2 separate regions of the Homo sapiens genome follow, and region 1 is linked to region 2. Evidence: chromatin contacts called from ENCODE Hi-C or POLR2A ChIA-PET data. All regions are on one chromosome and are shown on one strand. The core of a region is the stretch at or near the end of the contact, and the rest is flanking DNA. Distances in the headings are between cores, read along the strand shown.

The links. A loop is a pair of places that touch in the nucleus more often than their neighbours do. ChIA-PET counts read pairs that join two places held with the same protein, here RNA polymerase II (POLR2A). Pooled maps may share reads with other maps.
Region 1: a loop to region 2 is called in a map of natural killer cell, with 2.5 times the contacts of the local background. The contact joins two enhancer-like sites. A Hi-C loop is called at or near these places in 1 of 168 maps with a recorded cell type or tissue (natural killer cell) and 7 of 50 pooled maps. POLR2A ChIA-PET finds 5 or more read pairs at or near these places in 1 of 52 experiments (activated naive CD4-positive, alpha-beta T cell).

The regions. Positions count from the first base shown.
Region 1 is chr10:110,407,742-110,413,367 of GRCh38, forward strand. No RefSeq gene overlaps it. Among named protein-coding and RNA genes, the nearest start is that of DUSP5-DT, 86 kb to the right of the region's middle. RefSeq lists an enhancer at 2,226-3,425. Within about 2 kb of position 2,775, at least 17 of the 41 ENCODE cell types and tissues checked have a DNase peak (open chromatin) inside an H3K27ac peak, as active enhancers do.
Region 2 is chr10:110,082,338-110,088,620 of GRCh38, forward strand. All of the region lies in intron 1 of ADD3 (adducin 3), which reads left to right. Among named protein-coding and RNA genes, the nearest start is that of ADD3-AS1, 77 kb to the left of the region's middle. RefSeq lists an enhancer at 4,423-4,572. Within about 2 kb of position 4,279, at least 6 of the 41 ENCODE cell types and tissues checked have a DNase peak (open chromatin) inside an H3K27ac peak, as active enhancers do.

The DNA of each region.
Region 1 (5,626 bases), core at 1,525-4,024, 320 kb after region 2:
TATCCAGATAAGAGAATTGAGGCTTAGAGAAGTGAAGTAACTTATCTAAAGTCACATAGCTAAGAAGCACAGAAACTAACGATTCAAACTCATATTTTCTCCACCGTAACGACTGTTCCCTGTGGGCTGGAGCTGAGATCTCTGCTGGCCTCCAGTGCAGGCTGAGCAGAATGGCCCCTCTCCTGTAAGTCCAGGCAAGCTGCCTGGCCTGGGGCAAATACGGAAAGGAATGTTTCTAGTCACTACCAGATGATGAATAGGTGGACCTGAAAGGCCAAGCATGGTACAGAGAAGACATTTCCACCAGCCAGCTCTCCAGGACACTGACTCGGGTAGCAGGGGTGAGAGTACAGACACCTCCCTGGGAAGGAAGCAGAGGAAACCCAAATTTGGGGAGTAGAGAGTCTAAGCTACCCAGAGGGGCTGGAGGAGGCCTGGGTCCCTGCAACCAAGACCATTCTGGAAAACAAGCAATCCCTGCCCAAGGGCCCTGCTATGTGGGCGGTAGGGAGAGGCTAGGGGAGGAAGTGTGGATGAGGCCTGGGGAGCTCTTCCCTAGTGCGGAGGTGGTGACTTCACTTTCCCAGGCCTTGATTTGCATCTGTGCCCTGGGCCTCTAGGAGGGGGTTGTTTGTGGAGAGGGTGGGTGTGTCTGTTGTTTGTGTGTTTTTCCTTCTGCCTTTAGCCCTCCCCCTTCCCCTCCTCAGTAACTAGTAGAACCTGCAAGGCTCATGCCCAGCCTGGGTCCCTTCCTCTGACTCAGTGGAAGGGCAGGAGAGTGCCCCGAGGAGCTGCCCACATCCCTGGCTGAGTGCCTCACCCCCAGGGCCTCCACGAGGAGCAGCTTCCACAGGGTGCCTGTGGGGCTCGTTCCTCTGGATGCTTTTCCCTTTGCTGTGAATGCCTCTGGGGCACGAATATATGGCCCTTGGGTCTAGGCCTTAGGGCTTCCGGTGACCAGGATAGGAAGTGTTGCAGGCCCTGCCCCGAGGGCGGCGCATTAGCTTTTCCCCCACTGCTTTCATCTACCCATCTCACCAGATTCCCCCATCAACCAGAGGTGGGTGTATCACCCCCATTTCACAGAGGAATAAAGTGAGGCCAGAAAAGGGAGAATGACTTGCCCAAAGTCATATGGCTAACAAGTGGCCTGGCAACTGGAATCTGCCTTTTTGGTCCCCATTCTGAAGCTCTTTCCATCACAGGCTACTAATGTTCCCACACAGGGTGCAGGGATGCTGCTTTCCTCTCTGATATGGGACCTCACTGGACTCGCTCCCGAGTCTGCCCAAGTCATCTCTGGAAGTCCCTCGGGTGTCTTGTAAGTGCCCGCAGCCAGCCTGCTAATGTGTCTTCCACTTGACCTCTTTGTTGCTGTCGGCTGTGCACTGGGCAACTGCGGCAGGACCTTGCCTTACTCCCTGCCTGGGCTGCTCCATGAGGCCCCTGTTTCTCTATTTAAGGTGTGACCCCTGGTGCTGGCCAGTATGGCAGTCCTCAGTGCCTACCGAGGCAAAACGGTTTTGTGCTCTGAATTGAAAGAGGCAGAAAGCTCCTCTCCCTACTGTGTGTCCCAATTTGTAAGCTGGGCTCCAAAGAAGCCTTTTCAGCTTTTCCCTGCAGCCTCCTCTCTAAAGGGAGTAAGGGGCCAGTGTTTCCTGCTAGCCTGTCCCCATTCACTCACTTGCAATAAAAGCCTCAGCTCAGTTTATATGATTCCGGTGAAACTGCCCCCATCAGCACCATGACCAGGCTCCCTATACACATCCCCTTCCCAGACACTCAGATCTGGGAGTGGAGATTATGATCCTGCAATCAGTACCCTCTACCCCCCTGCCACAGTTATTGGTTAAGGGATGGGTACATGACCGAAGGCAGGCAAATCAGAGCCAATGAAACTCAGTTCCAGAACTTTTGAACTAGTTCTTTGCCCTGGTGAGAGGGTGTGAGGCCTGGAGCTTCTGCAGTCATCTTGCCCCCATGGGGTGGAACCAGCCAGTGATCGAGCTGTCACCTGGAGAAGAGCTGAGCCGAAAGATAACAGAGAACATGAAGTTTTGGTGACATTGTTTAGAGCCCCTGATTAAGTCTTGTCTGAAACCAGCCACACCCCTTGGACTTCCATTCTAAAGTCAGTAAATTCCGTTTTTGCATTAAGCAAAAAAAAAAAAAAAAAGAAAGAAAAGAAAGAAAAAAAAAATTTTTTTTTTCAGTCACATCCACCATTCCAGCAATACAGAGAATGAGACTCAGGCCCCTTGCTCCTTTGTACTCCATGCTTAACCTCTCACCAAACTTCCTCCTTAGAGGCCTATCTACCCTCATGCAAATTAACTCATACAAACAGATACCGAGGAGGCCCACTACTAACCCGTAAGTGCCTTTGCCTTTGTGCTATTTGGAACTGTTTGATCTATACAGAAAAATTTGTCCCAGATACAGTCCATACTTGGCTTGGTGAGGTAGGGGTGGGTGGGAGGAAAGAAAGGTGGGGAGAGAGAACAAGGCACAGCGGCCAACACTCGCTCTGCCCAAGCAGATGCTGAACCCCAAGTTCATCCTGTCACTCTGAAGGGATGGTGTCCACACCAGAATTGGCCTAGGGCTGGATGTGCAGTAGAACTCAAGAAAGGCTGCCTGCCTTGGTCTTTGGAATTCCTCCTACTGCTCCCAGTTAGAAGGATGAGTTAGAAGAAAGAAGAGACCGTCAATCAAGTTGCTGGGTTTCGTAAACTGGCCCCACTTCCCAGGAGGATTTATCCGTGAGCCAGAGGCACCTCATTTCTCACTGCACCCTTTGGCCTGGCTCCAGCCACACCCCCACCCGCAAATAAGTCCTTTTCCTTCCTAGAGCAGGAGCCAGAGAATGAGTCAGTACCTCATTCTCTTCATTCTTTCATCACTGGTCAGGCCTCACCCTTCCCTCGGCCATCCCCTCCTCTGGGCAACCATCTGGATCATGTGTGGGCAAGGCTGTTCCCATACAGCCAGCTTGGAGGGTCCTCTGTGTGAGACAGGAGTGGGCAGGGCTGACCTCTCAGCTCCTGGGGACTGGAGAGAGAGCTGGGGCCTCCAGGGATGGGCCGCAACTACTGGAGTCTCTCCCAGCCCCTAAAGAAGGGTATTTCCTGGGGCCCTGTCTTCCTCCTCGGGCATCAAGTTTATTTCTGTGTCTGTCCTAGCAAAGAGGAATGAAAACTCCTTTAGGGAGTCCCCGCCATGCCCCAGACCCCACCACGAACTCTGAATTCTCGTGGCAATCCTCTATGTGGCGACCATCAGCCACACTGGAATGGAGGGACAAGGCTGTCGGGAGGAGGCATTTCTCACGCCTGTGCCGTGAACGTGCTACCTCTGCATGCTCAAGCCCATGCTGCGCCACTCACAAGGGGCTGTAGCATTCTGGGCCAGCGCCCTTCTCTCTCTGCCTCCTCGCCTACAGCAAGCTTTCTTCAGGCCTGCGGCTGGTGGGCCCCAAGCCAAGAGTGGATTCTTTCATACTCTCTGGTCTAAATCAAGCTGCATCAGGTGGCACTCCCGGTGACCCTCCTGCCTTATTTGGAAGAAGAGGAGGAAGCCAGATAAGAAACCATCCAGGCACCATGGGCCCTTCTTATGGGTCACCCCACAGATGGCATCATTCTCCAGAGAGTGGGGAATATGAGCTCCGAGAGGCCCTGAGCAAGGTGTCAAAGGAAGAGAATAAAATGAAGGAGCTGCCTTATAGGGCCCTAGAGGAGGACAAATATTTGCAAGTGGTAGTCATTTTCTCCCTGCAATTAAAGGAATTCTCCACTTTAAAGCAAATGAAAATTAAAGGGAATGTGGGAGCCAGAGGGAGCCCCTGGGAATGTTACGGGGGGAGGGTAGTCTGTGAGGAGGGGTCTACTGGGCCTGTTCAGTCAGAGCCCCGTCTGGAGCAAAGGTTGACCTCAGGCTCTGTTCTGGGTCTCCACAGTATTAAATCACCAAAGGGAGAGCTTCAGAAGCCCCAGATAGCCCTGGTGTCTCCAAAGAACTAGAGAAAAGCAGCAGCCTTGGACCTTGGAGAATCTTCCAACATCACTTCCCAGCCCTGGTGTCTCCAAAGAACTAGAGAAAAGCAGCAGCCTTGGACCTTGGAGAATCTTCCAACATCACTTCCCAGCCCTGGCCACACATTAGAATCACCCAAAGAGCTTTTAAAAATATTCACTCCAAGGCCGGATGCGGTGGCTCACACCTGTAATCCCAGCACTTTCGGAGGCCAAGGTGGGAGGATCTCCTGAGGTCAGGAATTCGAGAACAGCCTGGCCAACATGGTGAAACCCTGTCTCTACTGAGCTGAGATCACACCACTGCACTCCAGCCTGGGTGACAGAGTGAGACTCTGTCTCAAAAAAAAATACCCCAGACCAAATGGATCATAATCTCTCTCAGAATGGGGGCTGGGCAGCTATTTTGTTTAATCTATTCACACGATACTACTGAGCTGTACTTCTCAAATTTCCCTTATGAGAAAAATCAGCTGGGGGGCACGTTTAAAAACGAAAAAGAAGGCCGGGTGCAGTGGCTCAAGCCTGTAATCCCAGCACTTTAGGAGGCCGAGGCAGGCGGATCACAAGGTCAGGAGTTGGAGACCAGCCAGCCTGGCCAACATGGTGAAACCTTGTCTCTACCAAAAATACAAAAATTAGCCGGGTGTGGTGGCACATGCCTGTAATATCCTAGCTACTGGGGAGGCTGAGGCAGGAGAATCGCTTGAACCCGGGAGGCAGAAGTTGCAGTGAGCCGAGATTGCACAACTACACTCCAGCCTAGGTGACTGAGCAAGACTCCATCTCAAAAAGAAAGAAAGAAAGAGTGAGAGAGAGAGAAAGAGAGAGAGAAAGAAAGAAAGAAAGAGAGAGAGAGAGAGAGAGAGAGAGAGAAAGAAAGAAAGAAAGAAAGAAAGAAAGAAAGAAAGAAAGAAAGAAAGAAGGAAGGAAAGAAAAGAAAGAAAGAAAGAAAAACAAAAACAAAAAGAATTATCAGGCTCCCAATCAAGCAAAGCCAGCAAATCAGAATATCTGGAGGTGACTGGTGAAAATCAGAACCTCTGGGGAATTAGGCCCAGGTCTTTTTTGCATTTCTACCAGGCTTCCCAGGGGACATCTATGCTGACAGAAATTGCAAAATCACATTCTAATCCTCTGGTCTTTGCCCCAGCTCGCTCAGCTGGTTGCCCCTTTGACCCTCGGGCCTCCCTAGAGGCCTTCTCTGTGAACACACCGTAGCATCTGTCTTCTTCCTAGCACTCATCAATATTTGTGATTGTATATTTATTTCTGTGTTTCTTTAATGCCAGTCTCCCACCTAGATGATAAACTCTGTAAGGGCAAGAACCAGGTCTGTTTGGTTCTGTGTAAGGTGGTGGTGAATTACCAGTGTAGGCTCTGAAGCTTGGACTGCCTGGCCTCATATCCCAGCTCCCCTACCCAGCTGTTCTTTGATCTTCAGCAAGTTGCTTCTCCTTCCTGTGCCTCAGTGTTCTCATCTGTAAAATGGATATTTGAATAGTAGTACCTGCCTCACATGGTTGATGGGAGGAATAAATGAAATTATATATGTAAAACATTTAGCATTGTCAATGGCACATTGGAAATTG
Region 2 (6,283 bases), core at 3,029-5,528:
ATAGTGGTTATGACCTTTTGCAGGCTTAGCTTACTCTACACACTTCCTGTCCTTAGATGAGAATGAATTATTTTAAACATACCTTTTGGGTATGAAAAATGTCCATTTAAAGACCTATTTTGAGTTTTGGAAGCCATGAATTCAAGTTCTGTAAAACATTAAACTGTCTTACGAGATAGCTTATTCGGTTTACTTCTCTCCACAATTATTAATAAACTGGAAAGTCCTTAAGGGCAGGAATCAGAGCTGTGCCTTAAATAGTCTTTATAACCTTTTTCTAACACCTGAATTAGCATTTGCTGATTGATTGGATCAGTAGTTTCTTTGGTGTTTGAAGATAACATTTTTGTATCATTATTTGTACGTGGTCTCAAAACATGGCGGTAAATATAGATTTTTAGAAATTGCTCTTTTTATGTATGTATTTACTTATTTTAAGTATTTCCAGATACCGATAATGCTCTTCTCATATCTTCACACTTTTTTTGTGTAATTACTTTTCAGTCAGCTTAAGACATTTCATATTCAGGTCACAATATTCATTACCTCAACCATCTTGGATACTTGGCCAGTCTTATCAAACCACGAATAGCCCAGTTTTCAGAGTTTGCTCTAGAATCCCTGTCCTGGTTTATTCTAAGACAAGTAGAGAATGGGGGTATTATGAGTCAAGAGCCTTACTCACCTCAGTGAGTTAATAAACCCTTATTGAGTAACTCTAAGTGGACAGTAAAGAAAGGAAAAAATGTTGACCCAGTTACTTGGAGCCAACAGACATACTCAGATAATTAAAAGGCAATACAGACTATGACAAAGTGATTTGAACACTAAGGTTGCGGGGAGAGCTAAGATGGAGGAACTTAGGAAAGTCACCATGGAAGGGGTTGGCTTTTGAATAAGAATTCAAAGTATGGACAAATATTGGATGGACGGATGGAGATGAGAGGGGAAAACAGTCCAAATGTATGAGATATGGTGAGCATCCTGGCTAACACGGTGAAACCCCGTCTCTACTAAAAATACAAAAAATTAGCCGGGCATAGTGGCTGGCGCCTCTAGTCCCAGCTACTCGGGAGGCTGAGGCAGGAGAATGGAGTGAACCTGGGAGGCGGGGCTTGCAGTGAGCCGAGATCGCGCCACTGCACTCCAGCCTGGGTGACAGAGCAAGACTCCGTCTCAAAAAAAAAAAGAAAATAGAAGAAGAAGTATGGTGAGCAAAGCAACAATCGGGGATGGCTTTTTTTTAGGAAGAGTCATTTCCCTCTAAACCTAATTAATAGGGATGGACTTTGAAGTCTTTCCTATCGTTTTTTCAGGGCCTGAATTTTAGAAGCCCCAGGCTGATAGCTAAGTATTTTTTAAAGATGGGACTTCCTGGATGCTTTTTTATTTCCTTGGGGCAGGGACTGAGGAAATGGTGTTTTTGGAAAACTATAGTAGTTGGCTTTGTGCTTCTTTGTTGCAACCAAGGATCCCAGGGTTGTAGTACTCTTACTACCTTTTAAAGGTTTAAAATAACACTTTCTAGCACTTTACAACTTGACAGAACCTTTCCTAGACAATAGAGATCAAAAGTAGACACAAAATATTTACCAAACTCTGGAGAGCTACTTAAGTTACTAAGCTCCTCATAGATAGCTTTTTATTTGACAATAAAGTACTTGATGTAGGCTTTAAGTACAGCTAAATAGACACTATAGAACTAAGCTGTGAGTCTAGTCTTTGTGAGCCTCAGAAAAACAAGAGTCCTACTTCAAGCTGGAATTTAAAATATAGCAAGCAATTTCAGTGGACCTTTTAGGCATGTGTGAGTGGGCACAAAAAGCTGAGTCATGAAGTTTACTCTTCCTGGTGAATTACCATGAAAGCTTGAAAGAAAAGCACTCTCATTATTTTAAAATAGTAAAAATTGTTTTAGATTCTTATGGAAATAACACCAACAAAATGTTTTGTATATTAATCATGAGCACATACCTAGAAACCCTTTAAAATCAAGAAATTGTAACATGAGGCATTACCTGGCTTTTTAGAGATAAAAGTTAACAGTTTATTTAATGTACAGTAGCACCTGAAATGTGCTTAAAATTGTGCTTACCAAAATCTTTAGTTAAATAAATTTCTAAGTGCAGTTCATGTTTTAAATTTTTCTTATATGAACAGATCATATGGTCTACAGTCTTATGTATCTCATTCTAATGTAGATAAAGTGAAAAGTATTGGGTAAGATAAATTGAGGGACTTGGGACACGTCACTCTCTCTCTCAGGATCTGTTCTACCTTTCTCCATATGAGAAATGAGGTAGAATAAGATTTGATAATATCTTACATCCTTTTAAGCTCTAACATCTTTAAATTCTAAGGATAGTATTCCTCTTTTGGCTCTCATTAGGTAATATCAGGGAAAACAACTCCTCTTGTTGGAAGAGTTCTTATTTATATTTACAAAGCAATGTTGTTTCTCTACAATCCTAACAAACGTATGAAAGTTATTCTTTGTTGTTTTAAAGTCTGCATTTCTGTTGTTTTTGATAAACTTTCCTCCATAAATTAAATAGTTAATTAGTTTAATGTTTTCTCTTTTTCCTGAATTTGATATTAGACTTCTCAGGTCTTTTTCCAGATTTTCTCACTTTTTATTGAGAGTTCAGTTTCCAGCAGTGGACTGGAGACTTGGGTTGTTGTCTCTTTATCTTCTCATTATTTCCAGTTTCTTCATGTTAGAAATAATTTTAATTCCCCCCCATTTTTTGATATGAATTAGTTTGGTGTCATAAAATATCAATGTATACATACATTTTTAGAATTCTTGTTCATATCAACTAGGCCTACTTTTCAAAGCTAAATCCTGTTTTATCAGGAAAGAGCCTAGACCTCTTTAAATGCACCCACAAGCTTGCATGGCAGTTAATGTCCAACACAGTTCAAAATGAAATAATGGGGCATATATAATCTGGAGACCAGGATCTAGAGAACTTTTTCTAAAGTTCATAATTATAGTTTAGATTACACTTTGTTGAAGATTTAATTTGGTGAATACCCAGGGGATTTTACTGACTGGAATCCAGGTAAACAGTCAGGAGCAGATTCCCAGAAATGGGCAATAGGAATGAGTCCAGGTATGTGAACAGTCAATATGAGTGAGATTCAGTAGGTGTCAAACTGTAGCACATAGGCAGAGTTTAGGGACAGGGAATTTTTGGCAAAGGGTGGTAATTGGTAGAAGTCCAGATCCAATCAGTACCAGGGAGATCTGCATGGCATCGGAGATCTACTGCCATATGCAAAGATGTGAGCTATCAGGTGACCTCAGGGAACAGTGGCAAATGATAGAAGGGTCTAAGACTGAGACGTGGGCCCTAGGGTTCAGGCATAGACCTTCAATTGTAAAAGTATTTGAAGTTACCTGATAGAGAAACAAGAAAGTGAATTAGGCTGCTTGAGAGTGAGTGGAGTGGCTCAGAATTTAATGATTAAGAAACAGACTTGGGCCGGGCATGGTGGCTCACGCCTGTAATCCCAGCACTTTGGGAGGCCGAGGCAGGCAGATCACCTGAGGTCGGGAGTTCGAGTCCAGCCTGACCAACATGGAGAAACCCCTTCTCTACTAAAAATACAAAATTAGCTGGGCGTGGTGGTACAAGCCTGTAATCCCAGCTACTTGGACGGCTGAAGCACGAGAATCGCTTGAACCTGGGAGGCGGAAGTTGCAGTAAGCCGAGATCATGCCATCGCACTCCAGCCTGGGTGACAAAGAGCGAAACTCCGTCTCAGAAACAGAAAGAAAAAGAAAAAGGCTGGGCGCAGTATCTCACGCCTGTAATTCTAGCACTTTGGGAGGCCGAGGTGGGCGGATCATGAGGTCAGGAGGTCAAGACCATCCTGGCCAACAGGGTGAAACCTCATCTCTACTAAATATACAAAAATTACCTGGGCATGGTGGCACGTGCCTGTAGTCCCAGCTACTCAGGAGGCTGAGGCAGGAGAATCACTTGAACCCAGAAGGTAGAGGTTGCAGTGAGCCGAGATCATGCCACTGCACTCCAGCCTGGGGACAGAGTGAGACTCCATCCTCAAAACAACAACAACAAAAAACAGGCTTGATATGGTTTGGATTTGTGTCCCCACGCAAATCTCATATTAAATTGTGATTCCAAGTATTGGAGGTGGGGTCTGGCAGGAGTTGATTGGATCATGAGGGTGGTTTCTAATGGTTTAGTACCATCCCCCTAGTGCTATCTCATGATAGAGTTCTCACAAGATCTTGTTGGTTAAAAGTGTGTATGTAGCACTTCCTCCTTCGCTCGCTTGCTCTCCTGCCACCATGCAAAGATGTGCTTGCTTCCCCTTCACCTTTCTGCCATGATTGTAGGTTTCCTGAGGCCTCTCCAGCCAAGCTTCCTGTATAGCCTGTGGAACTGTGGTAAATTAAACCTCTTTATAGATTACTTAGTCTCAGGTAGTTCTTTACATCAGTGTCAGAACATCAGAGTGGGAACAACTGCAAGACTGACTTGATGCTGAGAGATACTAAACTAGTTTCTTAGGGTTTCCCATAATCCAAGGGTCCCAGAGCCTGGCATGAACCTGCAAGATGTGGGTTCAGTGGTCTCCAATGTGAGCAGAATAGCAGAAATGCAGCATGTATGTACACATGGCAAGAAACCCACTCGCTTTAGAAAGTGGCTTTTATTTTTTTTTTATTTTTTTGAGACTGAGTCTGGCTTTGTCACCCAGGCTGGAGTGCAGTGGCACGCCATCTCAGCTCACTGCAACCTCTGCCTCCCAGGTTCCAGCAATTCTCCTGCCTCAGCTTTCCAAGTAGCTGGGATTACAGGCGCCCACCACCACGCCCAGCTAATTTTTGTATTTTTAGTAGGGATGGAGTTTAGTAGAGATGTTGGCCAGGCTGGTCTTGAATTCCTGATCTCAAGTGATCCACCTGCCTTGGCCCCTCAAATTGCTGGGATTACAGGCATGAGCTACCATGCCTGGTCCTGAGCAAGTGGCTTTTAAGTCCATCCTTGCTTAAGTGAAAATATATTCCGTAGTATTTTATGATTTAGTAACTGCTTTAACAGTGTTTCCGCTATGATGGAAGCAGTAGAGCCTGCTGCATCTTTAATTTGTGGTTGGCCTTCATTATGAATCTTCAGTTTTACAAAGAAATTTTTGTTCATCTGATGTGACAAGAATGTTCATATTTTTCTTGCTTTAGATTTCCTTGGAAACACTGACTGACAGGGTAGTTGGCAAAGGTCATGCCATTGTGGAAAACCAGAATGTTGCATTGTACTTATGTATATCAGATGTCTTGTTCAGGTTAGTGTTTTGACGATTTGTTATTTCTGAAGAGCTGACATTGATTCTGCAAAGGTGTGCTATCTATTCACACTGTTGATGGTAAAATGCTTTCAAAAATAGATATTAGGATGGAAATTCCTTTGGAACAGTATATGTGTTAGTTTCCTAGAACTGCTATATAACAAAGTACTGCAATCCCGGTGGCTAAAAACAACAGATCTATTCTCTTACAGTTCCGGAGGCCAGAGGTCCAAAATCAAGGTGTTGGCAGGATTGGTTCATTCTGAGGGGTCTGAGGGAAAAATCTATTCCATGCCCCTCCCCGGGCTTCTCATGGTTCCCAGCTTGGTCCCTAGGCTTGTGCTGCATCGGTTCAATCTCTGCCCTGTCATCATAGGGCTTTTTTCTTCCTTTGTGTCTTTTTTGTTACTTGGTGTCCAAATCTCTCTCACTTTCCTCTTATAAAGATACTAGTCGTTGGATTTAGGACTCACCCTAATCCAGTATGATCTCAACTTAATTTGATCTACAAACCCTATTTTCAAATAGGCCACACTGTGAGCTTCTGGGGACATGAATTTTTAGGGAAGACACTATTCAACCACTATAGTACAGTAGTATGGCTGAATGTCAATCTTTAGATCTAAAAGATGATACATTTGAAAAAGCAAGTTTTTGACAAATCCGTTTTGAGAAACAGATTTCTGAAATTGATAAAAATCTCTTTTTGTGAACTTGCACTTAAAACCATCAACCAATTGCTAAAGTGGCAGGTTATAACCAAAAAGTATTTTTGCAAGTAGTTTTCAAGTACCATTATCTGTGCTTAATAAGATGCATTTTCATGGCACAATATTAGGCGTTTCATAAACAAAACAGATCAAGTTGTGATGATCTTGAAATGTTCCTTAGCAGCCAAAATCGGAAGGCAGAAACTCCTCCTTCAAATCCAACTGCTTTGCAGTTGCAGTGTGTTGAGTTG